Regions from separate parts of the Homo sapiens genome. Here region 1 is linked to region 2. Evidence: chromatin loops called from intact Hi-C (ENCODE). Cell type or tissue: PC-9. All regions are shown on one strand. Each heading gives the region's core, and the rest is flanking DNA. Links, peaks and the distances in the headings are about the cores only.

Region 1 (8,786 bases), core at 684-8,683, 770 kb after region 2:
TCACTTGAACCTGGGAGGTGGAGGTTGCAGTGAGCTACGATGGCACCACTGCACTCCAGCCTGGGCAACAAAGAGAGACTCTGTCAAAAAAAAAAAAAAAAAGAAAGTCTTCACTTAAACTGGATATAACTATAGATATAATAGGCATTACTCAAAATAGTTTCAGAATACTTTATATTTGAAAAAATCCAAGATGCATTGTACCAGTAAGTATGGTAGTGTAACTAAAAATACAATCTCCAAATTATCAGATGAAGAAAAAGGCCTAATTTATTTTTTTAAATGAGTCACTGTGCCTTCGTTTTGGTTATTCTGGTCACTTTCTGAGTTAACATATCTACTAACGTAGCTCCTAAAAGGCAGACATAATAATACTCACCAAATTAATATACTAGTTAACAAAATAATATTTTCTAGAAATTACAGAATCCTGCAGTATTAGTATTCTCATACTGAAAGCTCCATACTTTCTTTCTTTTTAAAAAAAGTTGCTTGTGTCTCAAGCAAGTTTACCATCAGTGTGTTTCTTCTGTTAGGATGAGGATCTTGCATCTACAAAAGATATCTTACCAACCAATGGAACAGCAGGAATGAAAAAAATGAACATACAGAACATCTACATGGTCAAGTAAAAAGTACTTGGACATGGCCGGGCACAGTAGCTCACACCTGTAATCCCAGCACTTTGGGAGGCCGAGGTGGGTGGATCACCTGAGGTCAAGAGTTCGAGACCAGCCTGGCCAACATGGTGAAACCCTATCTCTACTAAAAATACAAAAAATTAGCCGGGCGTGGTGGCAGGCGCCTGTAATCCCAGCTACTCAGGAAGCTGAGGTGGGAGAACTGAGCCAAGATGGCGCCACTGCACTCCAGCCTGGGTGTCAGAGCAAGACTCCATCTCAAAAAAAAAAAAAAAAAAAGAAAATACTTGAACAAAAATGTTATACCAATTTCCTCAAAATTTTGAAAGTGTAATTATATGTGTATCATAATGTTGCCTCCTTTTGAGAAGACTGAAAGGAAAAGTTTAATGTATTTATTTCATTTCCATCCTCAGAGGGCAGCAAAAGGAGAGTAGTTAAAAGTGTCTGTGATGATCTACTATTAAGTCAAAAGGTTGTAAATAGTTACAATCCTAATTTTCTTTTTTTTTTTTTAAACGGAGTCTTGCTCTGTCGCTCAGGCTGGAGTGCAGTGGCGCAATTTTGGCTCACTGTAACCTCTGCCTCCCGGGTTCAAGCAATTCTTCTGCCTCAGCCTCCAGAGTAGTTGGGATTACAGGCACCCACCACCACGCTCGGCTAATTTTTGTAGTTTTAGTAGAGACAAGGTTTCACCATGTTGGTCAGGCTGGTCTTGAACTCCTAATCTTAAGCAATCCACCTGCCTTGGTCTCCCAAAGTGCTAGTACGGGTGTGAGCCACCACGTCCGGCCACAATCCTAACTTTTTTTTAGGTTTAGGCAAATATGAAAATTTAAAGATTTTCTTTGGTAGTAGACAGGGATTTCAAGGATTTCTCCTCACTTTTGCTTACCTGTATTTCCTGGCTTTCTGCAATGAATATAACTTTTGTTTTTCCTTAATGGAGAAACATGGTAATTTAATTAAAAATTTAAAAATACATTAATTTAAACATCTGATAAAATTTCTATTCCAAAATTGTTAACAGCTCTAAAATCCATAACTCATTTGGTGGTAAACTCTGACATGGTAAAGTCAGAGGTAAAGCTATTTATAATCATTACTTATCTCACTTAGTATGTTCATATGTTTTGCTGCCAAAATATTAATGCCCAAAATACTACTAGAGTGTTAACATATAATACATATATTTTATTACTTTTACATAATCTGAAAAACTTGGAATTCTAATATATATATGGCCCCAAAAGCTTCAGAAAAGACACTGTGAAGTGTATTAGGGATCTCACATAAATCTTTTTTTTTTGTATGATATAAATTCATTAGCCTCACTGGGAAAATGAGATCGTAGTACTTTATGCTTGAATCGTTAGCTATTTGTAATGCTTTCTGGTTTAAGAACCAAAGGGTCTCCACATTCAATAGGTCTGTGCATACGTCCCCATACTATACACAAATTACAGGCTACTAACTAATCAACAAAATAGAGCCCCTATATCATAAAAGAGAAAATTTAAGAATTAAGTCTAGATTTGTTCATTAGTATGAATAACATCAGGGTACAGTATGCTTTTCAGAAATAATTTACATGACTTTGTTTACTATGGGACCCACTCTCTTTTGGGGAAGAATTATGCTCAATGACAGAAACAGAAAATTCTTAAGCTTTTTGGCTTCTAAAAGCAGTATACATTAATGACAAAATAAGGGCTGAAAGACTTAAATTTATGTCAACAAAATTAAGAAACCACACATACAGCTTACAACGTTAACTTCTAATAAGTTTTAAAACTCGAAAAAATGAAGACATAAATACAGAAACTGTAAAGCATTAGTTTTCTCATGTTTCCCTAAGAAAACATGCCAAAACACAAAAGCAAAAAAGAAACAAAACAAAAATCAAAGGAAGAAAAAAAGAATCTATGTATTTAACATAGGTGCTCAATGACAATTATACTAAGGATAGATATTCACCTTCTTTGGGTTGAGCCATAACTGGAGTCTGAGTTTCCTTTGTATACGTGACAATTTCTCGAGGAGGAAAGTCGACTTGCGTGATTTTAGCCATTCCAAGTTTAATAGGTCCTCGTCTAAATTAAGTAAATACAAACAACACAATTTTAACTACATCAAACCATGTTATTTTCAAAAATTAAGAATTAAACAGTCATTTGCACCCAACATTGTAATTTCAATCCATTTTATTCAAGAAATTTTAGATTAACAATAAATTGGCTTTATTTTAGCAAAAGAATGAGAAGGTAGCAAAAGCAAAAGATATTTCTGAATCATTCAGTGTTTTTATTTTCATTTTAAAAAGGCAAGTAATTTCATTTTTTTAGAACAAATGTGCGGGCAATAATGAAGTAAGAGAATAGGAACTTCAGAGTGGACCACTGAATAAGGTTGTCGTAAGAACTGGTTTCAGCTGGGATATGGTTCTTTCTGGACTTTTTTTTAAGAATCAGACTAGATATCACTCAGACCACATTTAGCTGATTGTGCCACTAGGAGAATTCAGCTTTACGACTGAAAAACAGGTTTCTGTTGAAAGCTTTTTTTCTACTTATATTTGGCAGAAATTGAGAATTACACTATCAATTTGGACTTTAAAATGAAATATTTAAAACTTTTAAATCTCTAATCTCTGCATGATCAATACTGTCCTTGATTCACATTATGGAGAAACTAAGGTCCAGATATTCTACACTTAGACTAAAGTGACAGATCTTTTGAATACCATAAATCTACTAAAGTCACTTCTGTTTAGAAATACAGGGTATACATTCTTTTTTGACAATGGAAGAGAGCTGTGGCTGAGGAAAATGAACCAAAAGAAAAATATATTTTATTAGCTATCTGGGAGATCTTTTATTGGTTTTATTAGATGTTTAAATCCTAAACCAAATAAAGTACGCTTCCAGACTCCCAAAAAAGTTCTCAGTGATGAAGCTGCCTTAAAAGGATATACAATAAAGACACTGCTGCAACTTTCAGAATATAAAGCAGGCTATCGCTGGTAATATAACTTTTTTCTTATATAAATATTCTTTTCAGTTCTATTTAGTAACTAAATCCAAGTCCTATACAATCTAATAAAGCATAACAAAGTACTATAAAGTATAATAAAATTAGTACATTTTAAAAATTAATGTTCCAAAATGTGGGCCATAACAATTTTTTAATGTCTTTTCTAGTTTAGAAATAAAAAAGAAAGGGAAAAAAAAAGTATAGTCAAAGAATTAAGTGGACAATTTAAGTAATCTGAAGTAATCTAGAAGTCTAAGAATAAAATTTGAAATAAGAAACTTTATATTCTGATTTTTAAGATGCAAATTATATAAAAAGTAAATCACTCACATAGCTGGAAAAAAATCGTCAAGCCAACAATATTAGGAATCAATTACCAACTTGAATGCATACAGAGTCTAACAGAAAAAACCATAATACTAAACAAACGAAATATTCCAAGATTTTATAGGAGGAGGTGGGTAGGGAAGTAATACCTCACTTATCCAAAAGCCACTTTTACTGAAAATAAGGAAGCAATGGGAGGCAGGAGGGGGAAGCCTCAGTGTGGCCACTACAGAGGGCTTCCAGTTCAAGTACAAGAAACTCATATATTTTTCTTACATGCCTCAAATCAAGGCTTATTTACCTTACTTTAGACACAATTCCAAAAGGTATATTCATATGTTTTTGAAGCTGTAAATTATCAGGGGAAAAGGGCTATCTGAGTCAGGCAAAATGGCAGCAGCAAACATTTATAATTTGCATTAGAATCTAGAATAAATAACTGAATGAATGAATGGATGGATAATCTTATCTCTATGTCAACAAAATTAAAAAACCATACATACAGCTTACAACACTAACTTCTAAAAGAACAAGTTTTAAAACTCTAAAAAAGAGACATACAGAAACTATAAAGCATTAGTTTTCTAACGTTTCACTAAGAAAATATGCCAAAAAAAAAAGCAAAAAACAAAACAAAAATAAAAGGAAGAAAGAAAAGAACCTATTTATTTAACCTAGGGGCTCAATGACAATTATATTAAGAATATTCATCCATACATTCTATGAATAATCTATTAATCCATTCATTCACTCATTTATTTATTCTAGATTCATGAATAGTTTTATTCTAGATTCATGAATAAATAGTAATGAATGAATGAACAGTGTAAGGACCAGCATCTCCATTATTCTCAAAATCTTAGAAATCATCAGTGAATTTTAATACAGAAAAATAAATTAATATTCATATCAAGTAACCCTGAAAAGGTTCAATTACATGTAGAATATTAGAAGAAGTCTGAGAAGTTTTTTAATACATCCTACAAAACTTGTATTAAAAACATAGAAATAATTTTAAACATTTGGACACTTAAATGGACTCAGGGTACATAGAACATCACACAGAATATTCTTTCACTAAAGATACTGGATAAATGAGGTGTCACAGTAAAATATAACTCTTGTCCTTACTACGTGATACAATATTATAAACTTAAGCAAAATAAAATTAGGACAGTTTCACAAAGAATCAAATTCATTATAAAACAGGGAAGGTAAAAAATCTATTCAATACCCCAAATCGGAATCTGAGTGAAGCTGAAGAACTGATGGATCTGTATCCCAATGCAGCGTCCTAAATGGTTGTAGGACAACCATGAAGCATTAGCAAAAAAGGCCATAAGTTAGTCAAGCAAATACATTCTATGAATAGCTAAAGCTAAAGTACTATTCACAATTAAAAAACACATGTTCTGGTTAGTATTAAAAAAAAAAAATCGAAAACAAAACAAGAAATCCACCAGGTCACTCAATCATCTAGTGCATGCAATAGGCTTCCTATGGTTAAAGATGCAAGCATACAACCCAGAATAGTTAAAAGACATTATTTGCAGATTATGGGAAACTAATATTGTATAATAATAGATCTGCTTTAGAACAACTAAAGTCAGACAACCCAAGTTAATTATTTATGGATAACAAGCTAGGCTATAAAATGGTTGAAATTTTAAGATTCCTAATGAAAACAAACACATTAAAACATCTTGGTTAACATATTCTAATCTTCCCCAAAGCATTACATGTGTGCAGGAAATTGTCATACTGGTAAAGGAAATGAGTCAACACATAAGCCTTTTGGTAATAAAACCAAAGACTATCCCACTGGGATACAAAATAGCTAAAGTTTCCAAAATGTGACCCTTCTGTAATTTATGGGTTAAGCACCGCCTTGGGCTTACGTATCATCTGCTTAAAGAAAACAACTAAAGATTTCTGTCTCTAGGAAAAAAATAGATTTTTCCCTGGAAAAATATTTTATGTTCAAATGTCAATCCTAAATATTGAGTTATAAGTTTTAGCATCGCCTGCTGGCTAAGTAACTTACAGAGGATCTTTTCCACTTAAGCCAAACTTAGTTACTAATAGAACAAAAGGTGCTTTATCATACTGGCATTTATATAGGTTAGCAATATATAAGATAATTATGTATGGTACTGTATAATGCTCATAGTCCCCACTAAATAAAGTTAAGCACAATACATTTAGTATTACCATTTTTGTCAAATATATTTTTCACTTATGTAAGACATTATAATTTATAACTAGTTTTAGTTGCTACAATGTTTTAATACAACAAATGGTTTCTCTACCTGCCTATATAATTTATCAAGAAAAATAGTAATGAATTAATCTAGAGAAATCCTTCATTTAAAAAATATAAAGAAAGATCTTGGAATTTAAACAAGGTTATGTGTATGCAATGTAAGAAGCAGCCACAGTGAAGATCTACTTTGTACTAAGCAATGAATAGCAACAAGCTTAGGCTTTGTTAAATCAAAAGTTCTATGAGATGGTCTCCAAGGAATGTTCTGTCATTTACATTATGTAAGAGCTCTGTTATCAATGACATAAAATTCCTTGTTGAGGATGTCATTTTAGTCTAAAATCAAGTAACACTGTACCTCAAAATACAGCCAGTACTGAAAATGCACTGGACATACCTGTACATTATTACATTTATTAGGGGCATCTTCAGGCACATAGAGTACAATTCCAAGTACAAAGCTTGAGAAGTAAACTGATCAAAAATGGAAAAATGGGCCAGGCACGGTGGCTCACACCGGTCATCCTGGCACTTTGGGAGGCCGAGGTGGGCAGATCACTTGAGGTCAGGAGTTCGAGACCAGCCTGGCCAACGCGATGAAACCCCATCTCTACTAAAAATCAAAAAGTAGCTGGAAACCATCATTCTCAGCAAACTATCACAAGGACAAAAAACCAAACACCGCATGTTCTCACTCACAGGTGGGAATTGAACAATGAGAACACTTGGACATAGGAAGGAGAACATCACATACCGGGGCCTGTCGTGGGGTGAGGGGAGGGGGGAGGGATAGCATTAGGAGACATACCTAATGTAAATGATGAGTTAATGAGTGCAGCACACCAACATGGCACAAGTATACATATGTAACAAACCTGCACATTGTGCACATGTACCCTAGAACTTAAAAGCATTAAAAAAAAAAAAAGTAGCTGGGTATGGTGACACACACCTGCAATCCCAGCTACTGGGGAGACTGAGGCAGGAGAGTTGCTTGAACCCAGGAGGCAGAGATTGAAGTGAGCCGAGATCACGCCATTGCACCCCAGCCCGGACAACAGAGCAAGACTCTGACTCAAAAAAGAAAAAAAAAAAAAAGGAAAAAAGGAACAAGAGGCCTGGATTACCCCACTGAATAATTGTTCCTAAATTTTTGAGATAACAAATGTAATGCAGCTTCCTAATCTGCAAAGTTAGAGAGAGATTATTTCTCACGACCTTTTATATTTATTCATAAATTACCACCAGTCCCAAAAGAAATTCTTGGCACTTAGAGTGATTCAAACATGTTTAGACAGCATATTTTATAATGTCTTATCTATTCCTACTCCCTGAGTGTATTAATCTTAGACCATCTTAGCCAACTGAAGTTGCACGTACAGGTGCATGCACACATCTCACATGTCTTCATGTATTTTCCTATTATATTTCTTCTAATTGTCTTTATTCTTACATTAACATCGTGTTTGCTCAATATGAGTTCATTAGGTTTCATTCTGAGACCTGGGCACTCTTTTTAAATGTCACATATTTAGAAATGCATTATTTCACTGCCAATATCACCATCACAATATTAATTACCTCTATGAAAGCTGGATATGATTTAGTAGAATTCATCATTTTCTATTACTCTGTGTGTGTGTGTGTGTGTGTGTGTGTGTGTGTGTGTGTGTGTATATATACATAAAAATGAATATACTCAGCCCTCTTGAAAATTAATGTTTCCAAGTGAGTCTGTGCTCTCAAAGGAGACAACGTACATATTAAGGTTAAAAAGATGTGGCTGGGTGCGGTGGCTCAAGCCTGCTACCCCAGCACTTTGGGAGGCTGAGGTGGGTGGATCACCTGAGGTCAGGAGTTCGAGACCAGCCTGGCCAACATGGTGAAACCCTGTCTTTACTAAAAATACAAAATTAGCTGGGCGCGGTTGTGCATGCTTGTAATCCCAGTTACTTGGGAGGCTGAGGCAGGAGAATCGCTTGAACGTGGGAGGTGGAGGTTGCAGTGAGCCAAGATCGTGCCACTGCACTCCAGCCTGGGCAACAAGAAGGAAATGCCATCTCAAAGAAAAAAAGAAAGATGTAAGGTCACCTCACTCAAAAAGAGGATTTTTCTCTCCGTTAAACTCACAAGAAACCAATTTTGTATTCATTATCTAACAAGAACAAATACTTTAAAAAATATTAACTATTTGTTTTTGTGTTTTACAATTTATCATTAAAAAAACTATGCTTCACACTAAACATAGCACACTACCCTTAGGGCTTTCCAATAAAGTCAACAGTATCTTTAAATTAATGATGTAATCACTACAATGTAAATTCTATGAAAGCAAGGACCATGAATGTTTTATCTTCTGTGGTAAACCATAGTATTTTAATAAAGTTGGTAACTTAATATTTGTTCTATACATGAATAAATATTTTTCTTACCATTATTACTCCCTGTATTAATTTACAATATTCTAAAAGGTCTCTAATAATCTCTGGGTTGTCCATAAAACTCATGGGGACATGTTTTAA
Region 2 (8,786 bases), core at 634-8,633:
GATCATAACCACCACCACCACCTGCCCCAGCTGTGTCTATAATGCTAAGAGACACACAGAGGAGAATTCAGCCTCTTCATTCTGCCGGAGTCAGGTGGGCCCATGCTTGCCATTTGAGGCTTTCACCACAGTGGTCACTATGCCTTCAGGAATGTGATTTCAGCCACACAGACCTAAACCCATGTGTGAGTTACGAACAGACTCTGTACCCTATGTTTATGTTTATTCAACAGGACAGAGAGTCACTGTGATTGCCTACTTTGAAATGGTTCAGAGCCAGTCACTGCCTTTCCTACAGGCATATACCAAATCTACATTCACCACAAAAACTGGGCTTGTGAAAGGTAGGCATACATTAATATTCTTTCAACCACAAGCAGTGAGAAAGATGACCTTATAAAGGAGGAAGGAATAAATCATAACGCATTCTAAACTGAACTGGATTCTGAACAGTGACAATTGTTCTCCATCCTGGAGGATAAAATTTTTACTATAAGCCAGTATGTTCTTTAAAAGCTGGCAAACTAATTTTTAACTCATGATTTACTTACAATGCTTATTAATATTGCTGATTTATTAAAATGACATACTCAAGACCATACCTAGTATATGTCAGCTTTTGGTATAATGAAAAGACCAACTGCTCCAACTTACCCTGAATTCATACTCTATTAAACTTCCCACTTCATCTTCAGATTTCATAGCTTGCTCGCCAACAACTGTACCTCCAAAATACACCTGGGAAGGTTTAGCAACTCTGTCAAATTAAAAAACACCAGTTTTAATGAGGATTGTAAATGGTTCTTTCAAACATTGATTTGTTATGCTAAACACAAACACTTACCCCGAGACCGATAAAAGCAGTTCAATAACCACTTTTGCTTTAGCTGTAATTGGAGCCAAATTATCTTGATTGCTTGTTCTGAAAATGAAAAGGAAACAATAGGGTTGTATTTTACCAGTCAGTTTTCTCACTACAATTAGACTTCTTTTATGAGGTAGATCAGGGCCAATTCATTGACTGCCCATATTTTCATGAAATAATTCTGAATGGAGAGGTTGATGTAACTCTTACGTTTCTAACTTCAGATTAATATCCAGATCTGGGGTGTCAAAGGTGACTTCAGTTGTACTTAAAACCAAATAAAAAGTGACCTAAAAAAACATAAATAGCTGTTAACACAGGCCATGCATACAGACACTGCAATGGTATTTAAAACAGTAAAATACAGTATATGAAGGCATCACCTACATTTGAATTTCTTTTAAAAGGATTTCCGAGCTCACAGTCAGCTTGCGAGCCATTCTGGTTGGCAACACAACTCAACTGTTTCTCCTGTAAAAGAAACACACGCTAGGTCACAATCCACTCATTTGCCACACAGTGTTGATTTTTTTCCCCTCTCAGCTGGTCTCTAACAATACTTACAGGGAAAGCCCTCAGTTCTCTATATGCAGAATAGGTTAAAGTGTCTGGAAACGTTGCAATCAGTTTAGCCTCATGGGCGTCATCGCCATCTTTTGTGGGATTCCTTGGGTTGGAAGGGCTGTTTGTCACTGTTATTTCTAAAGCAATATCCTTCTGATCTTTTAGAACTAGTTCTGGTACACCTTTTTGACTATTAAAAATAAGAAAACAAGAACAAAAAGGCAAAGTCCTCAATACGTTTCCAGTAAACTTTCTTAACACAAAGCCACCATGAAGCCAGAATCATTTTTGCTAGTGCTACACAACGATTCTTACATTGGTAAATAAGAAAATTTGTCTTGATTTCCTTCTCGGGTGCAAAATTTATATTCTAGTTTAAGGTTGCTGTTACATACATTGTCGTCTCCACATCCCTCTTTTAAGAAGTGAACCTGTAGGAAAACGAAAACTATTGTCAATTTACACCATTCAGGACTCAGGAAGGCATCGATGTAGGTGACTGGCTATTCCACACAGTTCATTTCCCTGTGTGACAATTACCAATGCAGAATTCAAGCTTTAAATGTACTTTGCCACACATCAAATTTCCATTCTGTCCTTTAGTAAAATTGTGTTTGAAGAACACTTTGACCAGGGCATGGAGGCAGTGTGGTATAGAAGAGTGTGACCCAGCAGCCACACAGATTTGGGTTTGAAACGCAGCTCTACCCCTTACTTAGCTAGCAAGTCACTTAACCTTTCAGAGTCCAAGTTTCATCATAGGTAACGTGGAGATACCACCATTCTAACTTTATAGGGCTACTATAAGAAGTATCAATAATAATGATGATACCAACGATTATAATACTCGATTTACATATCTTAACTCATTTAATCCTCACAACAGGCCTCTAAAAAGATACTATTATTATGATCTCCATTGTAGAGATGACGAAACAGAGAGCTTAAGGTCAGGTAAGCAAACAGCATACTAGCACCATGCCAATGGGTTCTTGATAATCACACCGATAAATAGAAAATCATCTCTAGCTATGGAGCTGGGAATGTACACAAGTAATATTAACATGATAATAATAAAAGTACATAAAAGTATACAGAAATATAAGGAACTATATTTGGTGACAAAAATGATTGACAATATGCAGATGTAAGCATCAGCTCCTGAGACAGTGAGGACTCACTTCTGCAAAGCTGCCTCAGTAAGGCACCAGTACCAGCAGCCCCATAGTGGACAGACACTCATCATCAATTAGTTGTTTTTTTTTTTTTTTTTTTTTGGAGATAGAGTCTTACTCTTTTTGCCCAGGCTGGAGTGCAGTGGTGCCATCTCGGCTCACTGCAACTCCACCTGCCGGGTTTAAGGCATTCTCCTGCCTCAGCCTCCTGAGTAGCTGTGATTATAGGCATGCTCCATCATACCCGCTAACTTTTGTATTTTCACTAGAGACGGGGTTTCACCATGTTGGCCAGGCTGGTCTCAAACTCCTAACCTCAAGTGACCTGCCCGCCTCGGCCTCCCGAAGTTCTGGGATTACAGGCATGAGCCACCACACCCGTTCATCATCAATTAGATTTTGAAAGCAAGAACATAATGCCAAATCAAGCTGTCATAGCTGCCCGGGCTAACCTTGCACCTTAACCATCCTAAACCCCTAGCAAACAGACCCCACCTCATATGAGGTATCCCACAGGCCATCTAATACACATTTTTCTTCCAAAGATGACTTAGGCTATATTAGGCACTAAATGACTACTGTATGCTAATAATACTTTTTTGCTTTGCTGAATTTTGATATTCCTTGATTTTAATGTTCTGACTAGCAACACACTGCTTTCTACATTTCAGTATTCTCAATGGTAAGTAAAACACAATGTATTTTTCTTTCTATGTACAGCTAAAGGAGAAACAGTGTTAGAATATAAGCTCTACCATTTATAGTCTCGATAGGTTATAATGGCCAAAAATGAAGAAGGAAAATACGCTCTGGCCCCAAATTGTATTTCATGTTTTTATGTTTATTGCTAATTTGGGAAACAAGTCTTCTCTAACTTTGCGTACATTAAAAACATATTAACACAAAAGAATGGCCTTTAAAGCAAATCACTAGTTCTATTCCCTTCAAAGACATTTGATTTAGCATCATAAATGGCAAAAAAACTTTGGCAAAATGAAAGTCAGAGAGACTTACATCAATATGAGCTGTCTTGGGTTCATCTGAATTCAGAATTGGAAGAACTTCTGGAAGTGAATTCACTCGCCTACGAGAGCTTGGCTCTTGGATCTCCACTGAGGCAGTTATGGGAATGGGACGCAGTTTATCTCTGATATTATCCTGCATGAAAAGCATGCAGTCAGAGTTAAGTGGGGTGTACATGCTATTGGGGAATTCCAAAACAATGATTTTGTATTGATTAAGAGGTTGCCAGAATAAATTTCAGAAATCTGTATATCACCATATAACCTTTTTCTGTCCTCTTCATAAAACAGATGTGACCATCTGCAGCCCTCACCTGTAGCCACAGGGTTTCCTCCATGCACACTTTCTGTTTCTGCCTCTTCAGAGTTAGTTCTTGAGTATATTTGGGCTCAGAACCTTGGTTTCGAAACTGAACTCTTGAGGATAGCCCAGATTTTCTTCTTTCTTTTTCAGCTTCAAGTGTGCCCACAATTGCTAGATAAAATTAAAATCATATTAACGTAAGTGCATTCATGCACAATCCAGCCACAAGCATGTTGAACTCCTTTTAAGATTTTAATTCCTTGTAGAAAACATTGCCATTGTTTCTCTTCATATTTCCTGGTAATATGCATTTGCACAATTGTGATGGTTCAAATCAAGCTGTCTTTTCCTTCCTTTTGCTGTTAACAATGTTTCAAAGTTAAATTTTCATTGTGCCACCTGGGGGAGCTCAAGAATAAGTTAAAACCTTTCAGCAGCAGCAGTTATTAAGAATCAGTTTCTGGCTGAAGTTCATGAACCCACAGAATACTAACGATAAGCAGAGGAACCCAACACTCCCCCGAGCACCTAAACTGATTTTCTCCCTTTAAACCAGTCAATGCTTATTCAAGTGGCCTCGTGCCTTTGCTATCTGGGAAAGATCTCTAGAACAGCAGCATCTCCTGAGGGCCTGTGAGGATGCAGAACCTCAGGCCCAGTCACACCTACGGAAGCAGAATCTGCTTTATTAATAACAGCATCACCAGATGATTCTTATACGTATTAAAGTTTTAAGAAGCACTGATAAAGGATAGTTGTCTAAACAGAGGAATAATATATTTTAGAGATGGAGAAGTCTTTCGACAGTAGGATGAGACCTTTACCTTAACAAATAAAAAAGAGGATGGGCACAGTGAATTCTGCCTGGCATCCCAGCACTCTGGGAGGCCAAGGTGGGTGGATCACCCGAAATCAGGAGTTTGAGACCAGCCTGACCAACATGGTGAAATCCTGTCTCTACTAAAAATACAAAAATTAGCTGGGCTTGGTGGCGCATGCCTGTAATCCCAGCTACTCGGGAGGCTGAGGCAGGAGAATCGCTTGAACCCAGGAGGCAGAGGTTACAGTGAGCTGAATTCATGCCATTGCACTCCAGCCTGGGCAACAAGAGCAAAACTTTCTCAAAAAAATAATAATAAAGATAAAAAAGAATTACAAGGTAAATTATATATTTTTGAGTGGATGGAGGGCCTGTCGGTCAGCATAATATAGCTCCCACAACCAAACTGCCTACCTTGCACTGGGCTAGAAGGCACAGCCTGTTCTTGATAACCTACACTAATGGAACCTGGAGGGAAGCTAGGATGTGGATGATCAGAATCTCATTTTTTTACTTCAGAACGCATTCTTTGTTGGTTCATTAGATGTGGCTGCTAACTTTGTTTTTCATGGGCCAATACTTAAATTACTTACATTCATTAAGCAGTCACTAACCATCAAAAGGGAAAGCAAACCAAAGTGTGCAGAGGGCTGGAGAAGGCAATCTCCAGGACAAAAATCTGCTACAGAAAACACAGAAAATGAATAACTCACATTCTAATATTCACTTTAGAGTTGGAAGAGACCTTTTCTGGGGAGGCTTGGGGTCATACTGAGAGGGACAGAAGCAGCACCAGCTTCTGAGTCTCTATCACAAACACAAAAGGCGATTGCTTTCTACAGGGTCTTAGATGCCCAGGTCTCACTTGCCTCCTAACCACCGCAGGAGTCACTCCTTCCCTCAGCCAGCTGTCTTTCCCTTCTTTTCCCTTCCACCTCCCAGCAGTGTTGGCCTGCTTGGCTAAGCCCTCCCTTCCCCTTCAGATTTCAGCTTGGACCTCACCTCCTCCAGGAAGCCTGTCCTGGCCTCTCTTCGCGATCCTAGAGTATTCCATCTCTCCAGTCTCTACATTTAAGCCCACTACGCTGTGATTTCCTGATTGTCTCCCACAGTGGGGCAAAGCCGAGGACAAGGATCACATCAGTCTTATTCCCCACCACAGTCCCCAGCAACTAGCACAACACCTGATAGACATATGATTTATGGAACAGATGAACAGAAGTGGCAGTAACTGGTTCCCCACTTGCACACACATGCGCACACACACGATGTGACATTCTTATGCTGAATGTGAGCTATTCAGAACAAAATTTAGAAACACTGACAGTTTCAATAGTAATTTTTGTGTCCATCTGGAGAATTCTTAAATGTCACAGCTGCCAAATGGAATGCTCCCCCATTTTAGGCCTCTGCAGCCTTGACATCATCCATTTATAAGTGACCTGCTAGCTTCACAATGAACCAGATAAAGGCTCACACGCTGAGTGCCCCTCACAGCAAAAGTGCCCCTCACAGCAAAAGTATGGGAGGTGTGGGTGCAGGAAAACCGTTTATCTGCCAAATTCACTCTAACCTTCCCTAACCCTCCAGACAGTCCACATCATCTTAAAATCTTTGCAGGCCACCTTTGCTAACTGCTTGAGGGGCAAGCCAAGTAGAACACTCATTACGGCTCAATTATAGATATCTATATGTATGGAACACCACATCTGAGGACTGCTGAGCTAAAATAGCCCAGTCAAACAATAAGCTCACATTCTTGGCTACTGGGAGAAGATTTTAGATGTATTAACTTATGTAGCTTTGTAGAAGTTCTGTCTTAGTTCATTTAGAATTTACTGTGGAAGTAAAAGCAATGAAAGCAAATGTTCTTTGAATGTCTTCAAAGGAAAGTTCCACCCATAAAAGGCCATCCATAAACACTTGGTTAATGGAGTAGCTACATAACATAAAAGTAATACACATGGCATCAAATGCTGTGCTACAGCTAGGAGAAAGTCTGTATTTTATATAGGTGATTAATTTGGGGGAAGTCAAGGAGTGCTCTGATGATATTTCACATCTACAGTCAAACTGAGAGTGGTTTGAAAAAATGGCCATCAGAACAGAATAAAAATGTTTCCCCTTTTTCTCTGGCTGCCTAGTCAAAGAATCACTGTTTTCTCCTTGTCTCTCTAATTCATTCCAAACACTGGCAAAGGGCCCATTATCCAAGTGGGCTAGTGTAAGGTATGGCATTTGGGTAAAAATAACACAAATGATACTGAAAGGATGATAGATCCTGAAGAGTCACAGTATACATTTTCTTGTCATTAAAAGCCACACAAAGAATTGCTTTCTACACTCGACAAAATGCCGGCTGCATCAAAAAGCAAAGCAAAAGGCCACAGCTCCCCCTGTGCACGAAGTCATAATCCATCCACTCTAAGAATGCTTCGTGCAAGGTCTGCAGGTCCCATGGAGAGACCACACAGCAGGAGACGACCCCACAGAAGGGGAGACGGAGAAACCACCTGCAGACAGCTCGAAATCTGGAAAGATGAAGGCTAACTGAGCTTATGACACTGAGAATCAGGTGAAGGGGGACTTAAAAAAAATTAAAGACAGTACATTTATTTAAACTGTCCCTTTTCATAATTCACTGAACTTTATCACAGGTCAGTATCTTCATTCTGTTGTCTTAGTGGATACATTCATTAGTGTTATATAAAACTTCATATAAAGTTAAAGAAGAATTAGAGTACAGCTAAGAACAGAGCTGTGACGTGTGAGAGGATTCACCATTGCAAACCCTAGTCCTTATGTGGCTATTTTTTCCTGTTTCAAGCAACAACTTTAGGTTATTTGAATTAGGTTATATTCTGGAATATTATAAGGGACATCTTTTTAAATAAAGAAAACTACTACTTTAGATAACAGGGAGAACACTTCAGAGGACTCATTACCTCATAGTATCGTAAAGGCTGACAACCATATGAAAGGACAGAATGACCTTGTTCTTCACAAAGTGTCCCTTGGTGGCAGATACAGTACACTAGAATCCCAAACTGCCAGGACCATGGCCGGACCCGGGTTGAGAATTTCCTCATTCTTTTCACTTCCTCTTTGCAGAAAAGATTTTCTTGGAATTCCTATGCCCCTGGCCTTGACTCTGGAGCCAGGGGTCAGGTGACTCACAGCTGAAGAAGTGTGGCTGCTATTAAAACATGCCAGAGGAGAGCTTACGACGGCCACTATTGTTAAGAGTATCATTAACGGTGTCAAAATTCTTGTCAAAAATCCTGTGTTGCCCCATAAATATATACACCTACTATGTATCCACAAAAATTTAAAAAAATCTTACTTTGAATTACAAAAAAAGGAAGCAGAACAGTATCTAATAAATGACAAAGTGCTTTTCATGTCTTCTCAGTTGATCTCCAGCACAACTGTATGCACTAATGACTACTAGGCATTGTTCTGAACGGACAGGAAAGCAAACTCATATGTTAAGGGACTTGCCCTGTGGGTCAGTCAGTATCAAAGCTGAAACCAGGAGCAGAGACCAGGTCTCTGACCTCTCAGGGCCGGCTTGCAAATTCCCTAGGGGCCTGCTCTTGGGAACACAGGGCGGGTGTTCCGGGAGGGAGGGGCGTGGGGAAGAGAAGGCAGCCTGGCAGTGACTCTGTGCTGTGCTCTGGCTCCTGCCGTTGCCCTTTCACAACCACCAGCCACCACCCACCACCTCACAACCACCAGCCACCACCCACCACCTCACAACCACAAAATCAATTTTCCACACTGCTTTTCAAAGACAGAAATGGAGGAAATGGTTGTGGTAGCAAATAAGTACTTTTCCAAGCCATTCTGTCCTAAACCATCTGCTCTGGAAAACTCAAATGGCGACCAAGTGGAGTTTTTTTCCTCCCTCACGGTGCTGTGCCCTCCTGATTAAAAGGGAGACAAAACATACACTTAATTCTTTACACCAGAATTGACAGACCCATGTTGGCCACTGCAGTTTTATTTTTCTGTGATTTATGCAGAACTTTCAACC

What was found. Peaks named below come from ENCODE experiments on the same cell type or tissue, not always from the same donor. Only the 100,000 strongest peaks of a DNase experiment are listed, where the experiment ranks them.
Region 1: a loop joins it to region 2, with 4 times the contacts of the local background. A loop is called at or near these places in 7 of 110 quality-filtered maps.

What each region holds. Positions count from the first base shown.
Region 1 is chr2:171,709,276-171,718,061 of GRCh38, reverse strand. DYNC1I2 (dynein cytoplasmic 1 intermediate chain 2) reads right to left here. Exons shown (of 18, transcript NM_001378.3): 6 at 5,236-5,295; 7 at 2,619-2,734. Among named protein-coding and RNA genes, the nearest start is that of DYNC1I2, 26 kb to the right of the region's middle. In PC-9, for the core only: no CTCF peak of the experiment used is centred there; no DNase peak of the experiment used is centred there; H3K27ac peaks cover 527 bases.
Region 2 is chr2:172,480,097-172,488,882 of GRCh38, reverse strand. It overlaps ITGA6 (integrin subunit alpha 6), which reads right to left. Exons shown (of 26, transcript NM_000210.4): 12 at 3,941-4,101; 13 at 3,619-3,762; 14 at 1,745-1,860; 15 at 1,430-1,619; 16 at 1,253-1,336; 17 at 1,076-1,155; 18 at 845-922; 19 at 655-757. PDK1-AS1 (PDK1 and ITGA6 antisense RNA 1) reads left to right here. Exons shown (of 4, transcript NR_199657.1): 3 at 234-344. Among named protein-coding and RNA genes, the nearest start is that of ITGA6-AS1, 18 kb to the right of the region's middle. In PC-9, for the core only: CTCF peaks have their summits at 4,117 and 4,323; a DNase peak (open chromatin) is centred at 7,892.